3 separate regions of the Mus musculus genome follow, and all the other regions are linked to region 2. The links are chromatin loops, found by intact Hi-C in ENCODE. Cell type or tissue: left cerebral cortex. All regions are shown on one strand. Links, peaks and the distances in the headings refer to the core of each region. The heading gives the core; the rest is flanking DNA.

Region 1 (11,480 bases), core at 1,717-9,716, 150 kb after region 2:
GCATAACCAATCCGGGTGTGAGACACGCCTCTCCTAGGCCTATATAAGCAGCACCAGTTCTGGGCTCGGGGTCTTTTCGCCTCTGCAATCAAGCTCTCCCAATAAATGTGTGCAGAAGGATCCTGTTGCAGCATCGTTCTTGCTGGTCGAGTCCGGCGCGCGCAAGAACTCTCCATAGCAACAGAACAGGACTATATAAGAGGCTAGGTCAGCTCCAGGAAGAACAATGACTAAGATTGGGGAGAAAGGACTAAGCTGAGAATGGGGAAATGTAAACTTAGGTCTTATACAGGGAGAGGGCTGGAGAGGAAGCCAGGTGGTGAGCCACACAGATCAGTTGAAACATTAAAATTAATTGTCTTGGCCATGAGTAAAAATTATGAATGTAATGCATGCCTCTAAGAACTTGGAAAATATAAAAGGATAACATTTCGAACTTTTATACTAAAAATGATGTCACAAAATCCTTGTAAGCATTTTGCCATTTATCATTTTGATATTTTTCTAGTTAATCTTATTTTCCTCTAAAATAATGTATTGCTCAGAAATTAGCTTTGAGTCCAGTTTTTGATATTATAGTTATTTCCCCATATAATTAAATAATTATTTTCTTCTTATTAGTAGTTGCATCAAAAATTTCTAAACATGGTTTACATTTCTGAACCCTTCCTTTCACACTTTTGCACATTCATAAAATTCTATATTTTGTGAGTAATATTGCACACACCTCTAAGATAGCCTTAGGAAATATTCACAAAAATGGAAACTGATGTGCCAAAAACTATTTGCATGTGTAGGACTTTGACAAATATTGCCAAATTCTCCCCCATAAATTATTGTCAGTAATGTTTAACACTTTTTTTCTCTTTATCCCTACCAAGATTAGAAAACTTTTATTCTTTATAATTTCATCCAGATAAAAAAGGTACAATTTACTATTGATATACATATACATATGTGTGTGTACGTGTGTGTGTGTGAGAGAGAGAGACAGAGAGAGAGAGGGAGAGAGAGAGAGAGAGAGAAAGAGAGAGAGAGAGAGGTAGTAGTGACTAGAAGAATCAATGAGTATTGACAAGAGAACAGAGAATAGCAGCAAATCAAGGCTAATGTCAATGTTCCACGACACACACAGAGAGAATATGGTCCTTAGTATCAGGCAGAGTGTCAACAAAATAGAAACAGAAAGGATCCCAACATAGAAGACTGGAGTACAGTAAAATGCTGCTCTGGCTGAAGTATAGGAGAAAAGGGAAAACCAAAGTACTATGGGACTGTTGTGTCCCATAAAAGTGGCAGGATGCAAATCTGAACAACACACAACAGACACTTGACTCTTGTGTGTTTAAGAATGTGGAAGCTATGATTAGAATCCTTCATTTTTTCCAAAAAGCTTTTGTTTGCTTCCTGCCTTATGTTAAGTACCCGTGTCCCTGATGGAAACACAGAAATCTCTAGCATTCTCCTCTCTATGTGATAAAAAGTATATTCATGAGCTCAGCATTAAGGAGGCCTTGTTAATTAGGATATAAAAGTCAAAACCTAGACTTGGCTGTGAGAAGAAAGGGGGACAGGAAGAGAGCAAGGGAATGGGCATGGAAAGGACATGAAGTTTGGGAAGAGAATGGGGCAGAATCCAGGAGGAACTGGCAGGGGTAAATATGATAAAATACACTGCATGCATGTATGAAATTTTCAAAGCATGAATAAAATATATTGAAAATGGATGGAGATCTGAGACTACACCAGTGAACGACTACCCTCAGGCCAGGATATCAGTAATCCTGTGGTCTGATTATCCAAAGAAAAACTCAAGGGGTACATAGAACCACCCGTTAAAGATGGCCACCAGGGGCAGGGAAGGAACCTGAGAAAGTCCAGTGGACAGCCAAGAAGTGCTGCTCTCAGCCTGCAGCAGAGACGTTTCCTATTGTAGTCGGCTGCTCTCAATGAAGAGATTCATAATGATCACAGAGCTCAGAACAAATGACTGTTCAGTGCTCAGCCCTAAATAAGACATCTACATCACTCCTTCTAGGGCTCAGGGGAACACCTTGGAGGAAGGAACAGAAAGAATGTAAGAGCCAAAGGCTAGGAAGAAGTACTGTGAAAGGCTGTTTTCTGAATACGATGTGGGCGTTGCACAGACCTGCCCAAGACTGAGCCCACCAGCATTCCATTATGTACTGGAGGGGCGGCCCCCCACTTTGCCTTCCCCCACCAAAGGAGCTAATGATTGCTGGGGCAAGTGGCCACTGCTAAGTTTCCCCTACTTAACTGGTCCTCTCACAGTAATGCAAACAACTGTATTAAACGCACTAGGCCAACACACACACACACACACACACACACACACACACACACACAAGAACAGGGGAGAACTTATTGCAAGAAGGAATTTGGAGAGAGGGTTCAAAGGAAAAATGATGCAGAGAGTACTCTGATCAAAGTGTGCAATGTATGAAGTTGTGAGTAAAGAGATCTAAATGTCAATGTTCAATCTAATCAAGGCTCTATTCCCATGTCCCAGCACCCAGGAAAGACAGAAGAGAAGCATGGTAGAAGATTCAGGGCTGAGTGGACCCAGAGGCAGAATGGAGAAAATGTTATGTGACTGAGCACTTGTTTCATAAAACAACAAAACGAAGCAAATGCCCACAAGGGAAGGAAAAACCAGATATTCCTGCAAATCACAAGAGAAGCAGTAGCACACATGCATAACCCTATTACCTCAGCAGGCTAAGGCCGAAGGACCATGAGTTAAAGACCAGCTTGGAATCCACAGAAGAAACATGTCGCAGACTTAGATCCCACCTTGCTTCCCTGTTGCTGTGATAAAGCACTAACCAACATGACCAAGATAGAGGAGAAAGGTTTGTTTTAGTTTATATTTTCATGATATGGTCTATCACTGTGGGAGTCCAAGGCAGGAGCTCAAGGTAGGACCCTGGAGGTGGGAACTGAAGCAAAGGCCACCAGAGGAATGCCTTACTGGCTTGCTCCCCATGGTTTGCTCAACTTGTTTCTTTATACAACCTGCTCAAAACAAACAAACAAACAAACAAACAAACAAACAATCACCACTGGCAGTGGGCAGGGCCTCCACTTCAATTGTAAACAAGGAAATGCTCCCTTGGGCATGCTTACTGGCCAATCTTATAAATGCAATTCTTCAATAGAGGTCTTCCAACGTGACTGTAGTTTGTGTCGAGCTGACAAAAACTAACCAGAAAAATTAACAAATAGTTTTTCAAATAATAGTTGTTCAAAGAATCAGGTATAGGGCCTCATGATGCTTGCAGGTCTACTACTGTGTGTCACACATACTTCATAGAGCCTATGGCATTCCTCTCCACTACTTCAAAATCTTTGATCTGAGATGTCCTTCATCTTCAATGCCAACTCACGATCATAGGTTGTGATCATAACATACTTTGTCATTGTGTGTGGGTGGGGGGATGCACAAATCTGTCACAGATATCAGGAATGTTGTTGAATCTATGTATAATGTGGGTATTCTATTAAGTAATATCAAAACGTAAATTCAAAGTGCTAGGAAAGAAACTGTACCACAGTCTGAGGTTTTTCTCTGTGATGAAATAAATGGCAATTTAATTTTAAAAATATATAACTTTGCTTTCATTAAAATGTGTGGAAATGGCACTATACACTCAAGGGTGCACAGTTAATTAAATAAATTTGTAATATATAAAAACAAATGAAATGACTTATAGAATATATAAAATTCTCATAAATTACTGAGAACAAAGCAATTAAAATGAGACTGACAGTCAATTTACATGAATGAAAAAACTCATAAATATTTTAAAAATTCTGTCATGCTGCTATTGCTAGGCTAAAAGTTATACATCAATCAAAACAGCAAGATACTACTTTTAACTCAACAATTTACTCAAAAATTTAAAAATTAATTAAAAAGATATAACATAAACTTTGAGACTAGGTCTTATGAAAGTTGGTATTAATTGTCAACTTGACAGTCTAGAATCCTCTAGAACACTGGCTTCTGGGCATGCTTATGCGTTAGTGACTTGATTGTGCATATAGTGGAAAGATCTGTCCACTGTGGGCGGCACAATTCCCTATGTGGGATCATGAACTGTGTAAGTAGAAAAAGAGACAGTGTGAACTCATCTCCCTCTGCTTTCTGACTGAGAGTTGTAATGTGACCAGCTGCCTCTTCAATCTCTCCTGCCTCTAGGATTTCCCCACCATGATGGTGCTAGTGTGTGAGCCAAAGCATACTTTTCTTTCAAGTTGATTTTGTCATGGTCTTTTTTCACAGCAACAGGGAGCTTACTAAGACAGGTCTCTAGTTCCAAAGTCCTTATTCTTCAGTATGTGTTTGTCTCATGGAATAAGCATTGTAGATAATAAGGTCACTGGTCTGAAAAGGGTGGTTTCTCATCTATCAGCGTTATAATTTCCTGGAACTTGTCAAAAATATAAATTCGCAGGCTCTGCTTCAGACAGTCTCACTGGGAGATTTGGAGGGTCGGGCTCACAACCTATGTTTTCACAAGTGATTCTGATTCATGCCCTAGTTTGAGATTTGCCAGAGTAGAAGACTAGATGTCTGTTAAAGACCTGAAACAATAGAAACAACAAATTAATGATTAAAGTGAAGAGAATGAGTCAGGCAGGAAGAGAATTTGTTGGGAGGAATAAAGAAAATGTTAGATTTCTTTAGAAGATTGTAACTGTGGTGGCTAACCACATATGGAAAATCAGAGCTTTTTAAAAAATAATTGGGTAAGGTTAGGGGGCTGAAAGACAAACTAAGAGAGATGATCAAGTCACTGTGTTGGCAAGTAGACGGGAGCATGGGTGTGCTTCATTCCTGAAGCCATGGAGCAATACTGGGTGTTCCCTAAATATTAGCATATGGTGACAAGGAAAGACACATACTCTCTTGTAAGGTGGAGCTCACGTGGCGAAGTCTAGAATATTCCGTGGCATTAATGAGGAGTGTGAGGAGGTTATCTGCACTGTTCATGAGACTACCTGAAGGGTTTGGAAAAGTTCTGTAGTGTTTATTGTTTATTCTTTACCAATTTTACATTTGTTAAGCATCGGTGTTAGGGAGCAGATTTAATACATAATACAAAATACTAAAGCAAGCACATGCCTCCTCTCCCATGCATTGTATCTAACACATGTGTCTTGGATTTTCAATAGATTCATGGTAAGAGAATTTTTCTTTGAAGTTATAAAGTTGAGCCATTTATAGTCCTAAGTCATATCCTACTTTCAACAAACCTTCATGCTTACGCCATCAGCTCTGTGGTTTCTGCCTTTCTATTCCTGTGTAAATGACATCATCAGCATATTGTGCTCAGGATCCTTATTATAGACCTGGAGGAGGTTAACGTTGCTCTTATTCTTCCTACTCCTTAGAAAGACGTCACTAAGAACACTGTTTCTATTCTTAAGCATTATAAGATTTATGGTGAAAATGTGTATATGGAATTAGATCCTGTCAATCCCTGAGAAGAAACGAAAGCAGGGCCATCCCCTCAGGTGAGTGAATGAGCGACTAGAGCAAACCCACCAGCTGTCACAGATCCAGGCAAAACTTTTCAAAATCTAAGCTGGCTGCTGTGGACTGTAAAGATCTTTTTCAAAGTGAGAAGCACTTCTTGTCATCCTCCCCCAAAGACTATGGAGGCAAGCTGCCACAGCTCACCCTGAACCAGCCAGGGTGTGTGAAGACCAAGATCAACCCTGGAATTAAAAAGCAAATAAATAAAATGCTTTATAGGGTCAAGCTCAGAAGGATGTACTGTTCTCTGGAGAAAAATGAGGTTACAGGCTGGTATTTCAAATGAGCCACAAATTCTGTATCTGTCCCAAATGGGGGATAATATTTTATTGAATAATAAATTTAAAATGAATCCACTTCTTTCTACTTATGACTTAGGAAGTACTCACGATGTCGCCTCTGTAGCCAGAGTGTAATTCTCCCACTGACGAATGAAAGAAGCCAGTGTGTCTGTGGGTAAGAGCATCCAAGTAGGAAGATGAAGATGAAGCGAAATAAAGTTTCATGAGAGTTAATTTTTGAATAAAAACCAAACCAATGTCCTCCAGGGTTTCAAATATGTGGATGCTGTTGGTGTTGCAGACCTGGTGAACAGAGATGCACAGGGCAGCACTGAGTACCCCTCTATCTTTACTCACAGGAGGAAACTATGAATACATTTATAATGGTCAGTTTAGGATTTTATTGCTTTTGGCAAAAGTCCACTTGAAAGCAAACAAAATAAAGAGCCAACGTTATACAATTATACAAATAAGGATTCAAAGGGAGTAAAGTTGAATTCTTCCTCAACAGGCAATATTTTCGATCTATTTCAAAATAAGAATTTGTAATGGAAACAAGTAAGAAAGGTATTTAGCTTAGACATGGAAGGTGAATATTATTTTTGAGTTAGGACACATTTGTCAGTAAGATATTCTATTAAAGCAGCAAGTTTCTTTCTTCCATGAATATTTTTATTTTATTTCAAATGTACACAGAGACAAAAATTCGAGATAGCCAGGCAGAAGTCCAAGGAATTTTTAACCTGAATGTGGGAGTGTACACATTGAGTTGTTTTGATTCAGGGGAGAAGCAGGTTTCTAGATGAGATTTTTCTGTTGGAAGATGTATGGAAAGGTGCAGATCTTCTTCCTAAACAAATGAAAGCAAACTGTAGTGAGTTCTTTGGGGGTGCCTTATCTGCATGCAGTCCGTCATCCTCATACCTAGCACCATACATACGGTGTAGCTGCGGGCTAATGGTGGGATGGGCGTGGTTCCTTGAAGTCGAAGGGCCATTGGCCAGCATCTAGCCAGTCTCTCTCAGGACACTTTCAGATTGGTTCGTTTCCGTCTTTTATTTCTTGTGGCGTCTATTTGAAAGACATGACTTTCTAGGAAATTTTGCCCTCAACTAAAAATATAAATATGATTCTAGACAGTCATTTTTACTATTACCTTACTAAAGGGTAAGTTTGGGTTGCATTACATGCTAAAAGGGAAAATAAATATTTATATCGCACTCATAATGTTATTTATTTTTGCCCTTTTTCTTTTCTTTTCTTCTTTTGTTCACCTGACAGCTTCGCCCATTGTATCTTATGCTCTATAAAATCAGTGTGGTCTTCCTTTCTCTTCCTTTGTCACACACTAAATTGTTTTTCTTTTGGAAGACTTTCATCTTCCCACAGTTGCTTGCTTACTTCCTGTTTTTTTAAGAAAACCTTTATTCATATGTTTGTCTCCTTATATTTACGTCTTTCTCTTGCCTCACCTGAGACATTATCGCAATGCTTTGTGTTGATATGCTTAAAACTCAAGTTATGAAAGCATGCTAAGTATTTCTCAAGCTCCATTATCACGGCTTAACTCAATAATTACAGATTTTAAAGTTTTAATGCTCAAATGACTGGATTTACTTTCTTATTATTGATTACCAATTTGATTTAATCACATAATCAAGTCGACATGCTTTCATGTTTATTTCGATGTTTCATAATGTTAATGATGACACTTTCCACGTTTTTAATGTGTGATTGAGAATTTAGGAATTCCTCTGTTTTGGGGTTCTTCCGGAGCAAGCTTAGTAAGTATGCTCTCCAGGTTGCTTAGCATTAAAGAGAACTAAGACTTCCCACTCTGGCATTGGCCTTAGGAATTATCCTTGGATTTGTGTCAGGAACTGTCTGGAGAGTTTGGGGAATGTTATTAGATGCATGGTAGTCTGAAATGGTCATGTATCTCTTAGGGTTACCTGTATCTCTTAGGTCAGGGGTTCTCAGCCTTCCTAATGTTACGACCCTTTAATATAGTTCCTCAGAGTGTGGTAATCCCCAACCATAAATTTATTTTGTTGCAATTTCATAACTGTAATTTGGCTACTGTTGTGAATTGTAATGTAAACCATCTGATAAGTAGGATATCTGATATGTGAACCCCCAAAGGGTCATGACCCACAGACTGAGACCCACTATCCTAGGTTGTACTGGTCATTGTTAGGTAGTGGTCATCTTTGAAACACTAATGCTTTAAGAGCTTGATTGAATTTTCATGTAGCTCTACTAGCCACATGATGTACTATTATTTTCCAAGGTTGTTTTCTAATCTTCTAACTTTTCTATGCTCTTTGACTTTAAGTCTATCCATTGTTTTTTGATTCTATTTGACAGTCTCCATCCCTTAACTTACAAGTTTAATGTATTTATAGCATATTATTATTGTTAATATATAGAATCATTTCTACCACCTTGTATAATTTTTGGTCTTATTTTTGCTGTTGCTTGTTATCTTCATCTTCCTGTTTCTTAAAGTGCTTAACATTTTGATTTTGTGTTTTAGTTTTTTTTTTCTTTAGTATTTTGGGAGCCCTGCATCTGCCCCTTCAGTTGTTGCCCATGTGTTTTCACATGTGTGCTATTTAAGAAGGGGAAATAACTCAGTGTATCTCCTTTCCTTCCAAAATAATCAGGATTTAGAGCTCTGTGTCTTCCTCTTTCTACATTCTTGGTGTCTGCACTGCCGTTTTATTGCTGCTGTAACAAATTATAACAAACGAGTCAGCTTAGCCAACTAAAGTTTTCTGTCTACATAGAATTCACTGCAGTAAAATCAAGGTATAATAAAAAGGTGGATTTCTTCCATAGGCTTTGAGTAGACTCCTCATTTGCCTTTTCAGCTTCCAGAGACCATCCGCATTCCGTTGACCTCTATCTTCATAGCCAGGAGGACAATAAACCCTTCTCATAATGCGCTTGCTCAGGCTGACTTTATGTTGCCCAAGCTGAGACTGAATTCACCAATGCAAACAAGATTCCTGCCTCAGGCTCCTGGGTAGCAGAGAAAGTATGCACCACCATGCAAGCATATATTTAAATTTACATTATATTTTATTAACTCTTTCTCTTCTTCTGTATAACATCTCTTCATTCTGCCCAGTAAGACATTCAGTTCAATAATTTTTAAAATCCATATAAGTTCTAGTGGATATGTATACTATTTACCTCATATGTGTTGGCATACATTCAAAGTATAAGTATGCACACATAGACATATCTTCTTATATTTCCTTGAGGATGAGAATAAATCCCTATATCATTAACTTAAATATTTTGAACATTTATATTTTGGATGTAATAAGTGCAGTATCTGGTCTTTATATCCAACTTTGCTTCATTGAACAAATCTCTCTGTGAAAACATGGTTTTGTATTGCCAGGACATAGCTTTCTGGAAATTATCTCCATGAGTCTAGCAAGGCCCAAGCAAGATGCATGCCACTAAGAATGAGTTAGATTTATTTCTAGTTCTACTAAACATCTAAGACATTTCTTGGCACTCCCAACTCAGCACCACATCAGGTCGTCTTGAGTTTCCAAACTGTCCTACAAAGATGGGCCTGTAGTTATAAAGCTTTAGAGAAGAGTTTTTCCTTGGACCACACATGAAATAAATGTTTCTTGCTTTTCTTTGTTAGTTGTTGTTGTTATTGTTGTTGCTCTCCTCCTCCTCCTTTTTCTCCTTCTCCTTCTCCTTCTCCTTCTCCTTCTCCTTCTCCTTCTCCTTCTCCTTCCTCTACCCCTCTTCTCCCTCCTCCTCCTTCTTCTTTGTTCATGTTCTTGGCAATCTACCATTGCCCTGGCTGATAATACAATGTCTGGAGAGGTCTAGCTTTATCCAGGGACACACTTTCCAACTCCTCACAGGCCCAGTACTTTCACTCTTGTCATGTGTGCACACACAGAATGCAGACCACCTTTCTGGTTTCTAGATCCTCCTTTTATTTCCTACTTTCTCACAGTGATGATATACTAAAAATGATTATTGCCATATTGTGTCCAGCTGTAAAATGTTAAAATTTTCTTGTGGAAAAATTTTAGACTATCTTATCTTTCCTGTTGCAGGAAATCAGTGCACAGTAAGATAAGATATTTATCTTCTTTGGCCACCCATTAAATGACTTAGTAATACTGTCAGAGCATCTATCTTCTTCTGCCTCATACTGTAATATGGCCATATATCCTCACATCCCTATGTGATAATTAAGGAAGAAAATGAAAACAGTGGTTGTGCTAATTTCAGAAGTGATTACACAAACATTTGCATATGTTGCTAAGAAATTTCACATTTTATTATTCCACACTTTATTAATCTCTACTTTTGCTTTGTAATGATAACTCAGATCTTTCAAGAAGAAATGCGGCCATGGATTATATCAGGCCACAGAAGAAGGCTGGGAAGAAGGAGTATTCTGTTCTTCAATATATTGAAGCTATAAATAACAAAAGAATTTGGTTAACAAGAATGACGTTCCACTGCTAGACCGGACATTGACAAGAAGGTAAGAAAAGGAATCAGTACTGCCTATATCCTACAGAGAAGCTTCAGTCTGAATACTAGCTTTATTCATCTCTGTCACAGAACTGTTACCAGTTCCACAGATAGTTGATCATATTTGTCTATTAGATGTAGTTACATTACATATATAATGAACAAATACATACATATATGTGATCTGTATGATGATGCATGCTCCACCATAGCTCATGCCCAGAAGAACATCCTTTTCAATCATAGGGCATATCCTCCAACGTGACTTACACGACACTTGTCAGAATTCTTTTTTTTAACTTCTGAAACAGAAAGCGAGCAGGTATTTACTGAATAGTAAGAGCCCCTCAAAGGATGAGGGAGTTACTGTAAATACTCAACATATACGTGGTTACTCTGGTGACTTCAGAAGAGCAGAGAGAACAAGTACAAACTACTGTTCTCCCCGGCTGCCATGTAACACCTCCCTCAAAATGTCTTCTTTCTTCCATCTCATATTTTCTTCATTTTATTCCTATAATTGAAAGATGCAAATATCAAAGAATATGCCAGCTAAGGGATAATGAGTCAATCAGATATAAAATTCCTGCGTAAGATCATCTCACAACTCCAAAGTCTCATCATTAACTAGAAAAAGGAAAGATGTATAGGCACCATTCTAAAGATTTATTCGAGAAATAAAGTGAAATAATAAATGAACTAATTTTATTGAATATGCCCAAACCAGACTTAATGCATATAGTCATGGTACCATTAGAAGACTTGGACTCCGAGAGAATCCCAGATACTGAAATTAGGATAAGTTTGCCCTTAACTAATAGTAAGACTCCAGGCGAGCTAAAAACTTGTTCTGTTGTTAAATAGGAATAATTGCCACTGGAAGTGTGAGAACATGAATAAAGTGCTCCTTCGTGTCTGGTTCATATTACAGACTTAAACAGTGACTTCAATGATTAGTTTTCGTGCTAGCCAACCTACTAAATTTTACAAATAGCTTGAGGGTCAGAATTATTTTAGTTTTAGTTAGGGTTTTACGGCTGTGAACAGACACCATGACCAAGGCAAGGACAACATTTAATTGGAGCTGGCTTACAAGTTCAGAGGTTCAGTCC
Region 2 (8,000 bases), core at 1-8,000:
GTCATTTTCTCCTGAGTACTGATTTATTCAAGAAGTTCTATACAGTGACTGCTGTTTTGGTGCTGGGGATAGAGTTCTCAGACACCCCAGGCATGTGATCCACCTTCGCGCTGCACCCCACCTTTACAAGCTATCTATTGCAAGTTCCTCGCTGGGCTGGGCTTGGTACTGCCTGTGGCTTCTGGCTAACATAGTCTGTAAGTCTCCCATGGCCTGTTTTGCTAGGTGTCCCAGCTCATGTTATTCTGAACTGCAGACTTCCACGCAGCCAGGAAAGGACGCATATACCTTTGAAACAACAGCTTCCAACTAGGAAAACAGGGCTGAAGCGTTCTGAATGTATGAATATTATTATTTTTTATTTTTTTAACAATTGAAGAGGAGGATAAGTGGAGGGCCGCTCAAGCACAGGGCAGAAAAATTCTCACCCCTCTGCCTTTTCTAGAGCAAACCAGTAGAACGAGGCCTGCTAACGCCACTCCAAAAGTGACCTGCGTACATTCCAGCTGCTAGACACACAATCGATCCTTTCTGTTGGCGAAAAGGCCTGGGATTCATGCTGGCTTTTGCGTAGTGCGTTCAGCGTCATGTTGGCCCACTCCCTTGTGCCCTTGCACCCACACAGAGAAAGAAAGAGAAGCAGGCAAGACTAGTGGAGCTCAGATTGTACAAATGCATCCAGCCCCAGGCTTTGGAGCTGCCTTCCGGCTAGGATCAGGCCCAGATCTGTACATGTATAGTATTTTTACAGACTGTAAGAACACAACAATGAATAAATATAAATTTTTTGACAGAGAAGGAACGGTGTAATGATTAGAGTGGGAAGAAATCAATGGAATGTTTTTAAGTTTTTAGCTATAACTACGGGCAAAGGTTGTACAAGCGGATAAACTTCTCTTTTGTCATTTATTTTCTGTATAACTAATTATGTATCTTAAATATTCATCGTCCAAGCCCCAAATATATGTACATGTATAATCATGACTATCTATCACATACTCCTTAGAAAACTGGATCATTCTAAAGCATTGTATCTTATTTATTTATTTACTTATTTACCAAAAATCAAATCAAATCCAGGTATATTTACTAAGTGGAATATCTTCCTTGGAAGTAAAAATTCTCAACTATGTTAGAAGCACTTTGGTTAGTTTGAAATTTCATATTTTAATTTGCATTTTTGTCTTTGCTACATTAACATGCCAATGTAACTACATAATTGTCAGTTCTTAGTATAGAAAATAAAAACCTTAGGCCTCTTGTCCAAAAAATATCGCATTCATGATGGGGACGGCAGAGCGGGAAATGGTGCTTAACAATCTGGCATGGGAGCGTACCGCGCACGGGCGTGTTTGTGTGTGTGTGTGTGTGTGTGTGTGTGTGTGTGTGTGTGTGTGTGTGTCTGTGTCTGTGTCTGTCTCTGTGTGTGTGGTACCTGTGTATCACACAACTTATTTGCCCATGAACCAGTCCTAAATATGACTTCTAGAAATTCTAAATGTGTTCCCGCTCAGCTTTCCAAAGAACAAATGCTTTCTATGCACAGCAAATGTTTCTCACGGAGACTGTTTCCCTAAAGGTCCATGCAAGAAAGGGTTGTTTCCTGTAGATGGCGCTGTTCATGTGTACTTTGTGCTTTGGGGAGGCAGGGTCTTCTGGGCGGTCCTTCAGTGGTTGGGAATAAGTTTCTGAATGGGCGGTGGCAACCTAACCCTCCTTTTCTGCCTTGCTTCCAGCAGATGTGGTAAGCAGGTTCCTATGGCACGAGCGCTTCATTTGTTGCTTTCCCTATCCCCTCTGGAAGACTAAACTCAACGGATCTCCTGTACTGTGAACTGGAAACTAAAATCCCATGGGCCAACCTTTTCTCTATATAAACTGATTGTCTCTGGTGTTTTGTTATAGTGACAGAAAACAAGCAAAACTAACATACACAACGGGTAAATTATCCCTTTGTGGTTAACATGTAGCAGTGAGGTGTATATTTTTACTTATACAGAAGGCTAGGAACATGGTCTCTGACCTACATAGACTCTTTGGAGATCTCTGTATGTACTACAAAATACAAAGAAGTACAGAAATGCATTAACATTTTTGTTGACATCATGATAGAAAATAATACCATGCCCCTGTACACTTCTAGATGACTTTATATATAGTATTTGATAAAGTTTAATAGGACTAATGTGTTATTAGGAGATCTTGAGATGGTTTAGGATCTTTTACAAGGAAGTTGGTTAGGAATGTTATTTCAGTGGTTCTCAACCTGTGGGTCAAGACCCCTTTTGGGGTCGAGTAACCCTTTCACTGGGGTCGCATATCAGATATCCTGCATACCAGATATTTACATTGTAATTCATAACAGTAGAGAAATTAAGTTAAGTAGCAATGAAAATAAGTATATGGTTGGCAGGGGATCGCCACAACATGAGGAACTGTATTAAAGGGTCACAGCATTGGGACCCATTTCTTATCAGAGTGTCCGTTCACACAGGAAGAAAGTGAATCAAAGCTATTTATTGCTTATAAGAATGTCTAGATTTTCAGGAATGCAATTTTTGAGAGCAAGTCCATGAGTAATGTGAGGTCCATGCTGCAGAGATGGAATTTCTAGGCCACTGCCACCTTGACTTTACGTTATTTAATTCTGTGTTTGTCAGGAGGTGACATAAACAGATTCAGCCCCTGATGGACTCCGAGGGGGTGTCCTGGCAGCATCTGCTTTATTTCTGGGTGGATACATCCCCACGTTCTGACTTATCACAGGGCCGGCTGCTTGTTCTACTTGGCAATCATTGAATTTTTGACAAAGCAAATAGTCTGGCCTCAACAACCTCGAAAAAGTCCAGTTTAAACAGAGAATTCCTGCCCATACCATGTGGTATTTAAATATAAATAAGACATTTGGTGTGATATGAACAAACCCAGGAGCAGAACAATTTAATCCTGAGGACCTCTTATTTAGTTGCTAATATTTTTTTATAAAATATGTTTTATTGAAATACAAAAGGGAATCATAATAATTAATTTATAATTTGTTTTATGTTTTGCTTTGGGAAATTACAAGTTGTTTTCTGACGTACTTCTCATGTATCTTACCTTTTAATGTTTGTGTAATAATTCTCCTAAGAACACTTTTCAGTATACTCGTTTTTAATTTCCATGACCACTCAAGCCCAGCGATGCCATTAAACTCCATCCCCCAATTCTTCTAAGCATATCAGTCTTTATATACGAAATTCCCTTACAATCACTTTTAACAGGAACTCAGTATTTTGATTCTATTTTAATCAAAATAGATGCTGTCGTTTACAGCATTTCTAGATCAGTTTGGGTCGTGCAGACTACAGTGGAAATTCCAAAGACTCAAAATTCCTTTGGATTGACATCATCCCTAAAATATACTGAGAGATTCCTAAATATCAGAGGCATTTTTCCATGCCCCTGTCCTACAATGCTATATTGTGTTTCTTTGCATTATGTTCCTGGAGGAAGTGTGCTGCAGAGGAAAAATGCACTGAGCAGGAAACGCAGGCCGTAGAGTTGAAGCGTTCTGCGGTCGTGTGATCTTAGGCAAGTGACAACCACTTGTTTTTCTCAGTAACATCGCACTGATAGAGACTGCGCTCAGACAGCTCTTGCAAGGATGGAATGGGCAGGAGTCCTTTAACTCCATGTCTGTCAGGAGGAGCAGATGGAGCTGAACGCTGCTTTGTACATCAATGCTTCAGATTGCCAAGTAACAGCCCTTACTTAAAACTCACAGCAATCAGGCATCAATAAGCACATTTCTTTTAAAAGAAGATGCACAGAATTAGGTGTCTATGTGTTGGCTCGTGTGTGGGTTTGTGTCCGTGAGTGTAGGCGCCCATGGAAGTCAGAAGAAGGTGTCAGATCCCTTGGAGCTGGAGTTACAGGTAGTTGTGAGCTGTCTGATATGGGTACTGGAAATCAAAGTTGGGTCCTTTATAAGAGAGGTCCCTACTCCTGCTGAGTCAGCTTTCCAGCCCCAGCTAAACACTGTTTGGATACGAACAAGCCACCTTGGTAGAAATTGAAGCCAGGTTGAGGACCAAGTGCTGCTTGACCAGCTTTTGAGCAGTTTTATCTTCTGATTCTCACATTCCTAGTCAGCAGAGTTCTACCAACAGCGCCTCAGAGAGTTGCTATGTGGACTGAGCCGATGCATGCCTTTCCAATGTTGAGAGCCATGTGCCTAAGCTACTGTCCTTAGAGTCTTTATTTTGTTTGACTTTATCAGGAAAGAAGAGCTGGGAACCAAATATGAGTTACCTTTTCTTGTTAGAGAAGTCCTCTAAAATATATTCAACACATGCTGTGCCCAAGATACACAGATTACAGATGTGATAAAAAATTTAGGGTTCAAGTAACAGTTATATTATCTAGGTATCTGTCTGGATCCTAGAACTTAGGAGGCAGAGACAGAGGCAGGCAGATTTCTGTGAGTTCAAGGCCAGCCTGGTCTACAAAGTGCATCCAGAACAGGATATAGAATAGCCAGGGCTATTACACAGAGAAACCCTGTCTCAAAGAACCAAATCAAACAACAACAACAACAACAACAACAACAACAACAAACACCAACAATGTTACTTGAAGATTCCTTCAATCATCTCAAATGTTCTATTTTCATAGACCTGTCCCATTTCACTCGCCGTGTACGAAAGGGAGCTTGCCTTATTTTCCACACGAGGTCTGCTGACTCAGGGGACAAAAAAGAACAAATTGTGTAATTTGAGTTGAGAGCAATCATTTTTGCAGTTGTTCTTTTAAAAAAGAAAGAAAGGGAAAAAAATCCTCACATAGAGAGCCAAAACTTGCTTAGAGACCTGTGAGCTCTGCTGCCATTGACGTCACTTGGAAGTTGTGTGGGCAGAAATTGGCTGACTTCCTCCAGTGTGTCTTTTGAAAGCTGAACATACTGGAAAAAAGGCAGTCTTTTAATCTCAAACAACAGTGGGGAGAAAAGTCTCACAAACAGCTCTCCTGTTTATAGCCAAACACCTATCTGAGCACTGTGCTCCTGCGATGAATTTTCTCGGAGCTCAGCCAGGGAGGGATATTCTCCATGTCTGAAATGGTGAACATACAATGTGTAAGTGGAAATTCCTATTTGGATATGGAAACTGAAACTTAGAGGGTTCCAGAATCATTCGTAAGGCCACCAAAGGCCTGCAGCTGGAGTGAACCCCTCACATTCTGTTTTCTAGACCCTTGTAGAGTTCATGATGGGCAGTGGTATTCCTGTACACTTGTCTTCATTATACAGACTCTAGGAGCCAAAGTGCGTATTCATGAGAGCCAGTAGCTTGTCTACTGCACGTCACTAATAGTCGTGGAAACAAGCTAGGCAGAGTCTGTTGACATTGAAGAAAACCTGGAGACAGTTGGGGATCACAAAATGCTGCCCCTAGATAGTGCCATAGATTAAGGTACTTGTACCAGGAACTTCCTTAATTCTAAGTGTTTTGCTCTCCAAGGGCCCTGCTTGGGGGATAAGAAGAAGGCAGTGCCTCAACTGCACTTCACCATCTAGATTTATTCTTATAAAGATCTGGTCCCCACTCATTAACTCAATCATTGAAAAAGTCTATATTAAAAGTCTATTTTGGAGCCTGGGAGATGCTCAGTTGGTAAAGTGCTTACCTTGCAAGCTAGAGGGCCTGACTTCAATTTCTTGAACCCGTGTTTAAAAAGTGCACTCTTGGAATTCCAGTGCTCAGAGAAGCAGAGGTAGGCAGATCTCTGGAGCCTGCTGGCCAGCCAGCCAGCCTGGCTTGCCTCATTGGCTAGTTTCAGTCCAGCAAGAGACCCTGTCTCAAATATTATTTTAAAATTAAAAGGCAGATGGTCCCTGAGGAGCAGTCCATAAGGCTGTCCGATGATTTCTATGTTAACACACATGTGTGTGCAGGGATTCACATTCCAAGCAACAAGTAGTCATAGCCCACATAGACTTTGAATCAGGTTGTAAGCAATCAGCTACAGAGAGCGTTTTCAAATTCAAATTCTGAAGATCCATTTAATAAAGATGTATGACTGTTATTTCTCCTACCAAAAAAAATGAATCACATATCACATATTCTAGGTTGTCAACCCCAACGGCCTCTCATCTCACTACATAGGGAAGTGTATAGACATATTATTCACCTTGGTATTGATTCGTGCATATTCTTTAACCAGATGCATACAGTTGAAGCCATGGAGAAGCCATGTACTCAAAGGTTTTGCTTTTCTGCCTGGCTTCATTCTGCTGCTTCTTAAAGAGAAGCCATCATTGAAAAATGTCACCCCTCGGATGCCTGCCAGCTGAAAGAGTCTGGGAGTGGCTGCTACTTCAATTCCTCTCATAAATATCTGTGATGGCCAAATTCCTGGCACTCCTGTTGATAGGAGTCCAAGGCGTTTCTTTCCTGGCTCTGGCCATCAAAGCTGTACAATCTGTCATCATACGACCTCAGAAATAAAAGGCTGTTTAGAAAGGCAAGTGCCATTTAGACCTATGTGTCAAAGATTTAGCTATTGAGAAGAAAAGAGGTTTCATCAATCAAGCCTAACTATTAACATGGGTAGGGAGAAATTATAAGCCATCAGTCCTAAAATAACTAAGAATGTCTGAGGTCAGTCAATTGGAAATAGGGGGTATGGCAAGCTAGCCCATGTGCGAGGATTTAGAAAAGTATTGCAGAATAAGGGAGTCAATCTTGTGTGTGTGTGTGTGTGTGTGTGTGTGTGTGTGTGTGTGAGTGTGAGTGTGTGTGAAAATACTTCTATATATAGGCTGGGCATGGTGGTACATGACTTTCATTTCAGTACTTGTGAGACAGAGGCAGGCAGAGCTCTGTGAGTTTGAGGTCAGTCTGGTCTATATAGTGAGTTCTTGGCCAGCCAGCTATGTAGTGAGATCCTGTCTAAATGAAAATGCCCATATTTATTTTAACTAAACATGTTTATCAGACCCAAGAAATTAATTTTTAAGAATTAAAAAAGAGGAGTGTTTGTGCTAGCAAAATGTTCTGGTGTAGACTTTTTCATATTACAGATGAAGAAAATACACACACACATACATGTACACACATATACATACACACACACACACACCTATATACATACACACATATATATACATACACACCTATACACACACATATATACTTACACACCTATATACACACACATATATATACATACACACATATACATGTATACACACACATATACACATATACACACACATATATACATACATACATACATATATACCTATACACACACACACACATATATATATATATACACACAGACATATATGTACAATAAAAAGTAGAGGAAGGTAAAATACACACTAGACTTGAATCATAGAAGATATTTTGTGGATTGTGGTAAATATATACTAAAATACTTAACATATTTCTGAGACACATAGTAAACACCCAATAAACAGTGGTGTAGATTAATTTTGAGCACTTTATATCTGAAGCTTGACCTGGTCAGACAAGACAGGTGTTCAGTAATTATTAACAGCTGTGCGTGTGAGTCCCAAGGCTCCAGGCCTAACAAAATGCTTAGGTCAGTGGTTCTCAACCCTCCCAAGGCTTGAAAACAGTTCCTCATGTTATGATAACCCCCAACCATAAAATTATTTTGTTGCTACTTCATGACCGTAGTTTTGCTGCTATTATGAATAGTAATGTAAATATCTGATATGAAGGATATCTGATGTGACCTCCAAAGGATTTGGGAACCACAGGTTGAGAACTGCTAGCTTAAGGGGATACAGGCTAGACTAATTCTAGTGACCAATGACTTAGACTTTCTCTTTAGTGTCCAAGGGGGACCTTTTCTCTTCTGTCAGAAACTCAATGACTAAGCCAATCAATAGCTTTCAAATAGTTTTATGTGAATTGAGACTTGTGTATGCTAGCTCAACTCACCCTCCCACTCACACCTCCATAGCATTCTGAATTCGCCTACAAAAC
Region 3 (11,185 bases), core at 1-8,000, 50 kb after region 2:
AGTAGCAACAAATGTAGTTGCTTTTCTGTTTTATTTATCTGAAAAATCCCTACAGATCTTTTGTGTGTAGGTCTACTTCATTCTCTTAAATAACAATGGTATTTAATTACCTTGATATAAAATAATAATTCATTTACTGCTGGGTTCAGTTAGTTTCTGATTTTTATATGAAAATGAAAAAATAATTGTATTTTTTTTACTAAGATTTATAGAGCTGAAAGGTATGAGAACTATTGATCAATATTATCTGTAGAAACCAAGATTTGACCAGCTAAAGCTTATAATCACCTCCCGTATCTATACCTGGGTCCATAGAAACACGTTCCTCATCCCTAACCAGCCATGGCCAGAGGGACGATCCAGAGTCCCAACTCTTAGGTGCCCCTTAAATGGGCCCAGCAGTTACTAGAAAGGAGAAAATTACAGCAAACATTAATCTGAATTTTATGTACTGAAAACCATCAAAGCCTTTGTGTGACTCTTCCTTTTGTTCATCTTCCCCTTACAGATGACAGCGAGAGGGGAGGGGAGGGGGAGAGGGAAGGACAGAGGGGAAAGGAGGGGAGGAGAGGGGAAACAATGTGAAGAGGAAGGGGAGGAGCACAGGGAGGGAGGGAAGAGGCCTCTTGCACTCCACAAAAGGACTGGGTTCTCGGCTTCAGTTATCATTCTCACACTCTGTACTGCTCACAAAGCTCAATGTTGTCCAGATAGTGTTGTTCATAGGATTTAGGTTTTTTGTTTCTTTGTTTTTTTGGTTTTTGGTTTTTGGTTTTTGTTGTTGTTGTTTTTAACATATTGAGATATTTACAGAATATTATTAAGAATTACCTGTGCTTAATAGACTTCTGTGTGCTGGCAAGCTGTTTCTAGGTTTATCTGAAATAACAAATCTGTTCATCCTCCATGCTTCAGCTGTTAATTGTAAACCTTTACTTGGCAGAGACGCCAGCTGTCCTGGCCACACAGGATGGAGCAGTGTCTGGTTTAAGATCATTGAACTACATTGAAGTCAACCAGTAGGATGAGGCAGCATGCCTGCACCAGGGCTCATGCCTCGCAGTAGACACTGAATGTTTTCAGTTGTTCTCTAAAGAAATCAGAACTGGAGTGTGAGCAATGCCGAGGAAATTAATGAAGAAACTGAAGAACGACTGGCGTTTATGAGAAAGATGCCTGTCCCATCTGCCCCAAACACAAACCACGCCCCTTTGCTGTCTCAGGAAATGCTCCAGCAGAGGGATACCACTTCACAGGAGATAAATATGGCGAAGAGAGAAAACTTTCCCAGGGGAGCCACAGTCTTTCTGGGTGAAATTCTCCAAACCCATGGCTTGTGATTGCTTTGGCTTTTCCTGGTAATGTGATTATCTTAGAGGAAGAATTATATAAACTTAAATAAGGATCTGGTGCTAAGGCATAAAGAGGGGTGGCAAGGAGAGGGGACAGGAGAGGTGGGAATGGCTCAGTATGAGCCTTGTCAGCATAAATAGCAGAATGGAGCACAAAGGCACCAACGAGCGTTAACGACAAGGAAACCAAGGTCTCTAGGACTTAAAAAGTTTACCCCCACACTCTCACACAAGTGACCCAGGAAGTCACTGGAGACACTGTTAGAAGCTCCCAGATGCTAAGGGCATCCCATAGCATAGACAGCACATTACATCATGGTTGCCAACCCTCCCCATTCCTGTCAAGTGGCTGCTGGGATCTGGGCCTGCTTTTAACTTCTCCAAAGGTTTCTTCCTGTACCTCAAGGAACGGTGAAGAAAACCCCATGCTTGAGTTTTAGTCTCCATCTTAGGCTGGCGAATAAAGCAAGTCAATTTATGGCAAAGCCCAGGCACGCCTCAATGTGCTAGTTTTTTTTAAGATCACCACCACGAAAGAATAACGATCTCTTCACCTGACCATGTTAGGAGACAATATGGACACACACTCACTTCTTGCAGTCTAACTTGCATTCAGCTGCCTCTTCTGCATAGTTTTTCTTTTTACACCTCCCTTCCAAACTTTGTGTGTGCCTGTGTAAGTGTGACTATGGTATACTGTGTGCAGATGTGGGTGTGTGCGTGTGCCTATTGTATACTGTGTGCAGATGTGGGTGTGTGCGTGTGCCTAAGGTATACTGTGTGCAGATGTGGGTGTGTGCGTGTGCCTATTGTATACTGTGTGCAGATGTGGGTGTGTGCGTGTGCCTAAGGTATACTCTGTGCAGATGTGGGTGTGTGGGTGTGCCTATGGTATACTGTGTGTAGATGTGGGTGTGCCTAAGGTATACTCTGTGCAGATGTGGGTGTGTGGGTGTATGTGCTTATGCACGACCAGAGTTTGAAGTCTAGTGTTTTTCCCTAAGACTCTGTTTTTGTTTATTTCTTTCTGTGTTATGGTTTTTGTTTGTTTTTTGTTTTGTTTTTTAATGAGACAGAGTCCTTTTATGAAGCCTGAGCTCACCTTTTGGGCTACGCTGGCCAGCTGCTGAGCTCCCATCATCCTCCTGTTTCTGTCCCTCGGGTGCTGTGGTTATAGACACATGTTGTCATGCTCATCTCTGACGTGTGTGTGGAGGATCTGAACTCGGAACCTCATGCTTGCTCAACAAGTACTTTATCCACTGGGCCATCTTTCCAACCCCAACCTGTCTTTGTGTTTTCTTCAGGTTTGTTTGACACGCTGGAAGCATGAACAGCAGCAGTGGATCATTTGTGATATTTTTTTTTGAATAAAAGTTTATCACTTTTCACATTTACAAATAACAGCAAGCCTCTGGCTGAAAGTAAAAACACTATAAAAATGTTTGTCCTAAAGGAATGTTAGAAATAATCTAATGCAACAGTTTGTAGTACAGATGAAAACACTAGAGTCAAGGGTGACTGAGTGGCTTGGTGTCGACCAGCTGGATGCTGCCTAAATGAGGGTGTGAGTCCTGGACCAGAGGGTCCTATCCGCTACTCTCTTCTGTTCACTCTCTTAATTAAAAGCTAACCTGTTCAAATGGTTAAATAATCCTTGGGGTGGGAATTTAAATGCTTTGACTTAACATTAGAACACTGACACATTTTCTTCTTGCTAAATTTCTAAACATGCCTGGTATATAGACATTAGTCACTTTGGGTCCCTACAGTTTCTTTTCTTTCTTCTCCTCACATCTCAATATCAAGCACTTTCAAGTCTACTAAGGAACCGAGTAGGCACCATGTCATGAGTGAAGGTGCTGAGCGTCCAGGACACTCCTGTGGGAGAAAGCTGTGCTCCTGGAGTGCAAATGTTAAGGAAATGAGGGCGCTACCATCACGGAGCAATTATGGGAATGGCTTCACTACAGTGTGAGGGACCAGGTAAATCTTCAAATGCCAACATTTTGTTTTCTCAGGGAGCTGTACCTGCTAAGAAACACTTCTACCTGACTCAAGACCCCACTGATCTATGTGAACTGCAGCATGGTGAATTCTTGGGACGGTTCATGTAGTTGGAGTGCTCCTTCCTACGTTGTATGGAACCTCTGGATTGTGAGATAAACTACATCAAACAGCTCTTAACTAGATGTTCACAAATCCTCTCTGATGCTTAAATGTGACAGTTGTCTTTAATGTAATGAAGGACTTGTAGACGTGAGCTGGATTGGCTTCTTGCCTAATAAATTCCTTCTAACACTATGCCACGTGAGTCAACAAGCTGCTTCCCTTGTTGGCAAACAGCAAATTAGACCCTGGAAGAATGGTTACTGGACAGAGGTGTTTCCAGGTGATACATTCCCACTTGGATGCAGCTTGACCAGTTTAGTTTTGCGTGTTACACCCTTCTTTTGGCTGAGAACAACACCATCTGACATCGGGATGCCCTCGTCTTGATCATTGACAGCTTCTAGATTACATTTTCATCTGGAATTTAACACCAAAAATCATTTCTCAAAACAGTTAAAAATTCCAGGTTTAAAGTTATTTTAGGTCACTTACAAGGTATGCTTGGCAAATTCTCGGCAAACATTTTAGCTAGGGTTTTTGTTCAGTTTCAACAATGGGTGGCTTTGTGCCAAACACAGTGGACAGTGTTAAAAAGGTGTCCTGGTGCCATTGTTTTCTTTAAACTGATGCCTGTCTCTGACACATCTTGGATTTTTCCATCCTTGTCCTAAGTAGCTTCATTCAAAAAATAGTTTCTCCAAACCATTTTGCTGTAACACTCTTCCCTGACGTTGGCACATGCTCAGATGAGTGGAGCCTCTGAAATCAGACAGCTCAGAGTCAGGTAGAAAGCCTTGTCAGGAGAATCTGGATTTGGGAGTTGTTGCTAGTTAACTTTGAGCTCCTACTGGCAATAAAAAGGGACTTCATTTTACTGGAGCAAATGTCACTCAAGACAGCTCCACTGGCACCTCTTTGTTACCCCAGCCAGTAATAAAAGATAAAGCAGAGGAAATGGAGGAGCTGCAGTCGTGCATTCATGACACACAAAGTCCTTGTTCCCCAGCAGGCGCTGCGGAAAAGCAATTGTCCATTCACAGCACACCCTCTGCAACTCCCAGCTAATATTTTCGCTGTTCTTAGCTAGGTACACTAGGCAGTTAACTGTTAACCCTTGAGAATGCAGCGTTTATGCCTGTGTTCTCAGGGCTACTGATACTGACCCAGTTTCACAGATTTCTAGTTCTCAGTGTTGAGAATAGAAACTTTAAGGAGAACAAGTTAGAAACTGTGGAGCAGGGGGGAATGGTTTCGAATAATTCTGTCTCATCTGTTATTGCATAACTCTCAGATAAGGAAGCCTATGGTAACTGTGTGCTATTTGAATTGCTTTTATAAAAATTGACTGTCAGACAGGGAAGGTTCCCAGCAAGGTCCCCTTAGACACAGAATAATGCGTGGCTGAAACCCTTAGCTCTGTGTTCAGCTGTGCCTTCTGCAGCAGCTAGTGAGCTAGGCAGTTTACTGTGCATGGGTATATGTGCCTGCCTTGTTTCCTCTCTTGCAATGCTCTCTGGCCAGAGCACACGAAGAGCTGAATTTTTGGATGATTAATTAGTCCCCAGACTCCATCACTTAAGTCCCTAATTAAATATCTGACTCTGCTTTCAAACCCTTCAGGAAAAGATAATTACTTAATCTTGCAGTGATGATAAACTTTTCTTTTCCTTTGTAAACAGTAAGACTTACATCATTGCCCACATAACTCAAATCTACATCTCTCCTGTTAACTTTGAGATTGAAAATAGACTTTTTATAAAATGCAGCAAGATAATAAAGCAGATTTTTCTCACCCCCCCCCCCCAGCCCTCTACCCATCGCCTCTGTTCTCTCTCACTGCCAGCTGTTCCCTTGTGTTGTCAGCTCTACTTTCCTCATTTTGAGGTCTGCTCCCGACCAACCAACAAACCCAAGAGAAAGCAAATCAACAAATCAACCTGATTTTCTCCTCCAGTGGTTCACAACCCTTCACCAACATTTTCCTGCCCCGTCCTACCAGAACTGAAAAATGACCCAATTCTAAAATTTATAATGGAGAAGAAATACTGCACTCATTTAAAGACGTGGGGGGTGGGGTGGGGTGGAGGGTTTCTACGAGGGCTCAAAGTTCAGAGAATGCCCACTCTCCTGCTAAACCCTGTTGCCCTCGAAGAGTTAATTCAGGGCACAACGCTTAGTCAGTTTGCTTAGAAAAAGGAAGGAAATTCAAAAGCTGGTTGCTGTAGGAACAATCACAGACAAAAATACATATATATACGTATATATAGGTCCGGGTCCATTTTCAATAAAAACAAAAACCCTGGCGCCTGTCTCCCTGCGACTCGGAACTCTCAAGTAAAATGAACTTGCCGCTTAAATTTGTTGTACATACCTCAACCATTAAACAAGACATTTAACCATAGTGGCAGTTCTGTGACCTTTGAATGCTGTGAAATCTCTGAGCGGTGCGGCTTGTTCATGAAGATTTGTGCTGCAGAATCCAGCAACCTCATCCAGGATTAGCAGTATAATTATGCAAGTTTTATAGAAAGAAAAAGAAAATATTAAAAAAAAAAAAAAAAGGAAAGAAAGAAAGAAACGCCAAAGGACTCAGAGAGCTCGAGAAAGAAGGAAGGGAGAGAGAGGCTCTCTGGGCGAGGACACCACTTTTCTCCCAGCCGAGCGAGCGAGCAAGCAAGCGAGCGCTGGGACAGAGCCGAGCCTGCTGCAGTGCCCAGAGCTAGCGACTGGCTGGGTGAGCAGGCAGCCGGCCTGGGAGGCTGGCTGAGCCTGTCAGTTGCCACAGGCAGGGAAAACCGGAGACCAATCGGCTTCTGCGCCAGCAGCTTACTGGAGTGGAGCCTTTTCTGTTTATGTTTCCTCATTTCGAGAGTGACGTCAAAGGGTTTAGTTTTTCCTCAGCATGTGCTATTAATTTTAAAGTACTGTACTATGGGAAGAGTGTGTGTGCGCGCCTGTGATTAGCTGAGGTGCCCCACTCTCGGGAGAACCCAGGAAACATTTTACTACAATCCGAAGCAATGGTTTAAGAGTTTTCATTCTGTCGAGTTAGGTGTTTGAAAATGATAAAAAAAACAAACAAACAAACAAACACAAAAACAAGACAAGACAGGCTGAGCCAAGCGATGGTAGCAAGCTTCCCATGTTGCTGTGTGTGAGTTGATGTGCACGTGCCACGTGACAGCTTGTTGCTTATTTCTGACTTACTGATTTTTATCTTTAACTAGAAAACTAATTGTTAACATATCCCTAGAGCAACCTATACAGAACTGTGCAAATGGGCTGGAGCACCTTAGGAGGTGCAGGGAAAAAGGAAATCCACGTGGCTCTGGCTTCTCCCTCCTTCCCTCAGCTTCTCAGGATTATTAAAACAGGGCGATCCCTGCTCACTCCCCACAAAAGTCACTTAAGAGGCAAGACACAGTGCATCCATGCAGGCTTGCCTGAGCTAACTGCTTCCTCTCCCAGAGTGTACTGAGGTACAGCTATTTAGGGACGGTCCCTCTGCCAGGGGCCCCAGCTAATCCCTGTATTTTCCTTCCCACTCTTGAAAATCTCTGCAGTTCCCATCTGTTGTTTCTGCTTCCCCCGAGTCCGCCCCACTCCATTCCCACCCCTGATTCTATAAGGAAAACCTATTTTTCTTTTCCTCCTCTCTCTTTTAGGTTTCCTGTCCTGTCCTGTTAATCCCACAGCAATGACAGACCTATAACAGGAGTATGTGACTCAGATTATGCAATCAAATGTCTCCTTAGATAGGGTAAAGAAAATGTTTGAGAGAGACACAACATTGGAAAGTCCCAAGTCTCTCTCTCTCTCTCTCTCTCTCTCTCTGTATATATATATATATAAATGAGAAACTAGTTATTTATTTACACCCGTGATCTTAGGAAACCCTGGGAATTAAAGACTCTAATCCTAGCAATGAGGACGCAATAGTAAATAGAGTATTTTTCTTACACAGACTTTACATTTTGAGGGTGAAGAGATGTGATTAAAAATAAATTAAAATCCTGTATGATAGAACACATTTGTCATCCTAGGACTTGGGAGGCTGAGGCAGGATCAAGCTCACCCTGGGCTACTAAGTGAGATTTTAAATTTAAAAACAAACAAACAAAACCAACCTAAAGATAAGTAAACACGTGATGTCAGGTTGTAAGAAAGGCTTTAGAATAAAGTGCGGCAGAAGCTAGAGCAGCGTGTGTGATTGTCCGTGGAGTTCACACTTTGCTATTTTGGCTGTGATGGTCGGAGAAGCTCTCTGATAAAGAGACTTGGAGTAGAAATCTGAATGTGGGCAAGAAGCCGGTCACGTGTGCATTTCGGGTCCATGCCTCCATACTGAAAGACTAGGAAAGGGAGATGGGTGATTTATGAGAGTGAACAGAGAGACTGAGGGAATGGCTTCGTGGAGGAATGCCAAGGACCTGAATAGGAAGAGTAGAACTTGTTTCCAGGAAGGGCGGTCCTCTCAGATGGTTTCAATAGCAGACAGACTTCTGTGGATCGTGAGCAAAAGCGTAGGGTCCCACTGCACTGCCGAGAGATCATCTTAGCCTGAACGTGGGTACGTGGGTAAGAGCCGTGCGCATGCGCAGGTAAAATATCCAGGTTCTAGGACTGCCGTGCATACCCCCCCCTCTCTCTCTCTCTCTCTCTCTCTGTAGCTTGAAGACCTAAGATACAGAAAGGGAATCATGACAGCTCCCAGGTGGTTGGCTTAAACAGAGTCACCATTCACTAATACAGGAAAGACTGCATGAGGAGTCTTGTCTTCATGAAACTTGGATTCTTGTGAAGAAAATAAGTCCTCTTAATGAGTATGAGGTTGTATAAGACATGGGATGGTAATATATTGTCAAAAAACATAAGGAGACAGTAAGTTAGATAAAGGTTTGTGCTCTATCAAGTATCTTAGCAAGAACTCAGTGTGAGGGAATATTAGAGTTCAGACTCAAGGTTGACAAAGGAACAAAAGTCAGATGGCATTCAGACAAGAGGATGACACAAACACAAAGGCTTTGAGGAGTGGAATGGATGGTGAGTTACAGATGATGGCAATGGATCTAGCAGATCTTGGAGGGCTTTCTAAGTTGCTGTAAGAATTAAATAAATTACATTTATTGTAATTGACTTGGGTCTTTAAATGAGATATGGTTTAATTTTAGCATGGTCGTTCCAGCAGCTATGTTAAGGTCAATATGGAAGAAAGGAGTCTAACAAAGAAACTGTTGTAATACACAAGTCAAAGATCGTGGTGATAATGCACCAGGATGCTTTGGTGGGATTGATTAGAAGTGTTGCCTTAGGGTTAGATTGTGATCTTAGAGACAATAAGTTGGTAAGACAACCCATTGGGAAATGTATTGGTTTAGACATATAAGGAGTTTACCAAGAGGAAGTAATGGTTTCTCAAAATTTTTCAATCAAGTGGAAAAACAGAGCTAATATTGATTAAGAGTGGGGGGTACAGATTTTCAGGTGAGGATAAGGATTTAATATGATATCTTTCCCTGTGAGATATCTGCATGGAAGTATCAGATAGGCAGTTGACTAGATAAGCCTGGCGTTGAGAGTGCACCGTGGGCTATGTGGGTTTGTACACCATTGTTTAATCCATCAAACCATGGCAGTTGATGAGAGTGCAGATGGAATGATTTCATAGCACAAAGATGTGGGCAGTCTGTTGTTAAGTCATCAGAAAGAAAACAAAAACAAAAACAAAAACAAAAACAAACAAACGGCAAAAAAGAATGAGAAGAAGCTAGCAGGAGATCCCAGAAAAGCTGGAAGAGGGTGGTGTCTTGGAAGCCTAATGGAGTATTTCAATGATCATCTTTGTGAAGTAAAAGCTGGATAAAAATGGAGAATTAGCCCTGGAAATGAGATTCATTTATATTTTTGACAAAAGTGAATCTGGTATCCTAGGAAAGATGGAGAATGAAGATAGAGAAGCTTTTATGAAGTCCACCAAAGCTGAGTGAGCTTTAAGAGTGGGGCCCAAAGCTGAGAAATCTGTGGGTACCTTTAAGAGGATGGAGGTCCCTCTGTCTTGACCTTCTCTGTCATGAGGGTAGAATGGGGGCTGCTGTCTGCCAGTTTGGGAGTTTCTTCCAGACACTAACTCCATTGGCCCCTTCCACTGAGTTCCAGTCTGCAGAGCTGTGAGGTTATTGGCTTATGTTGTGTAAATCAGAGAGTACATGGTACCTTCCTACGGCACCCCAGGCAAGATCATGTAGTCAGTTACGGTGGTCAGTCAGTTCTCTATTTTTGTCTTAGGTCGTCAATGCTGGCTATCTACATTGTCTGTCACATTTTAATTGGAAAAGCTTAATGATTTCAACATACCTGATCATGGTTCCTAAACTTGGCCATCCATTCTCTTCTCCCTGACACTTATAACTGAGAGAAATGTGAGGGTCCATATAACAGTATATCTGCATCAATACTAATGACGATGTTGGTTTCTATCTGACTCCCAACACCACAGTAATGTAAAGGTTAAGGTCACTGGAATTAAACTATGACAGGATTGTTCTGCAGGCACCACTATTTAACACACACTTTAGAATATTTTTGGAGTACAGCATTTGAAATGACCACATCTTTTGCAATTTATCATTTGTAAAAATAATCTAAAGGGAGTGACCTTATTTTTAGCCTTTTCATTTCCTTTCTTAATCCCTTTCTTAAATAGCCCATAGCCCGTGACTCAGAGAAATGACCACTCTCACTTTCCTTCCGTTATAATTCAGCTGTGTATTTTCTCCATTGAAATATTTAAAAACACAATTCTCCTCCTGCTGTACTCTAAGATGATGAATTTCTCAGATCGTTTACAGATGTGAAATGCATTCATGAAACTTTTTTTTTTTTGGATGTATTTGTAGAAGGATCCAGTAGTATATACCCAGCACGCCTTTGGGAGTACAGACAGAGGGAATTTGATCTCTGTCTGGGAAGGTCCTCTCCTTGGCACCAGGTTTAACAGACATGTCTTGATGATAGCAGTAAGAGGCCACAAGTTCCCTGAAAGGAAAAAACAACAACAACAGAAATTCAGGGAAAAGAAAGAGTATGCCCCCATGGGAAGAACTGTGCAACCTGTGAGGGTCCCTTTGTCCTTAAGCAGGAAGACACAGATTATGTTCAGAGACTGGCTGGTAGGTTCAGAATGATAGAAATATAAGATGTAGGAAAGGAAAAATGTGCTATGCCTCCACATGGCAGTCCAGTGAAATGATAAAAGATAAAAATGGAGTTTGACTGTTAACCACCAGGAACCATGATTATTGAAGGTTTCCAAGAAGGGCTTTGAAATTGCTGTGTTCTTATTAGCAATATAATCTTGGGGTGAATGAAGACTTGCAATTTTGTTACCAAGTAGTGGACAATGCCATGGGGAAAATCCTGGGACCACGGCTCAGTGACAAGAAACCAGCACCAGACTCTTGTCTTAAGAGTGGTGTCTTTTTCAGTAGAGTCACATCTGATGTAAAGTCGGAAGGAACCACAAGCAGATGTAAAGAAGAGAGCATGCTTGAGGTGAGCAGAAGATGCTTCAGTAGAAGCAAAGGGTGCTAGAGATGCAGAAACAATCCTTGCTGAGATGCCAGTCCTTACAAAGATGCTGGCACTTAGGTGACGATGAATCTTGCTTCTTCTAGAGGCAAACACAACATCATTTGGATAGAAGGGTAGAAAATGGAGATAGG

Evidence for each region. Hi-C counts contacts between places; a loop is a spot of excess contacts. Peaks named below come from ENCODE experiments on the same cell type or tissue, not always from the same donor. Only the 100,000 strongest peaks of a DNase experiment are listed, where the experiment ranks them.
Region 1: it touches region 2 in a loop (5-fold over the local background); 2 of 42 quality-filtered maps call a loop at or near these places.
Region 3: it touches region 2 in a loop (4-fold over the local background); 6 of 42 quality-filtered maps call a loop at or near these places.

What each region holds. Positions count from the first base shown.
Region 1 is chr10:20,813,406-20,824,885 of GRCm38, forward strand. It overlaps Gm33510 (a long non-coding RNA gene), which reads right to left. Exons shown (of 3, transcript XR_380150.1): 2 at 10,542-10,670; 3 at 6,516-6,694. Among named protein-coding and RNA genes, the nearest start is that of Gm33510, 20 kb to the right of the region's middle. In left cerebral cortex, for the core only: no CTCF peak of the experiment used is centred there; DNase peaks (open chromatin) are centred at 5,380, 5,972 and 6,601; H3K27ac peaks cover 335 bases.
Region 2 is chr10:20,669,110-20,677,109 of GRCm38, forward strand. It overlaps a transcript of Pde7b not described here. Among named protein-coding and RNA genes, the nearest start is that of Pde7b, 120 kb to the left of the region's middle. In left cerebral cortex, for the core only: a CTCF peak has its summit at 1,618 (motif pointing right); DNase peaks (open chromatin) are centred at 138, 608, 3,781, 4,113 and 2 more places; H3K27ac peaks cover 2,459 bases.
Region 3 is chr10:20,718,841-20,730,025 of GRCm38, forward strand. It overlaps a transcript of Pde7b not described here. Among named protein-coding and RNA genes, the nearest start is that of Gm33510, 110 kb to the right of the region's middle. In left cerebral cortex, for the core only: a CTCF peak has its summit at 6,186; DNase peaks (open chromatin) are centred at 4,315, 4,792, 5,837, 6,235 and 2 more places; H3K4me3 peaks cover 2,920 bases; H3K27ac peaks cover 3,093 bases.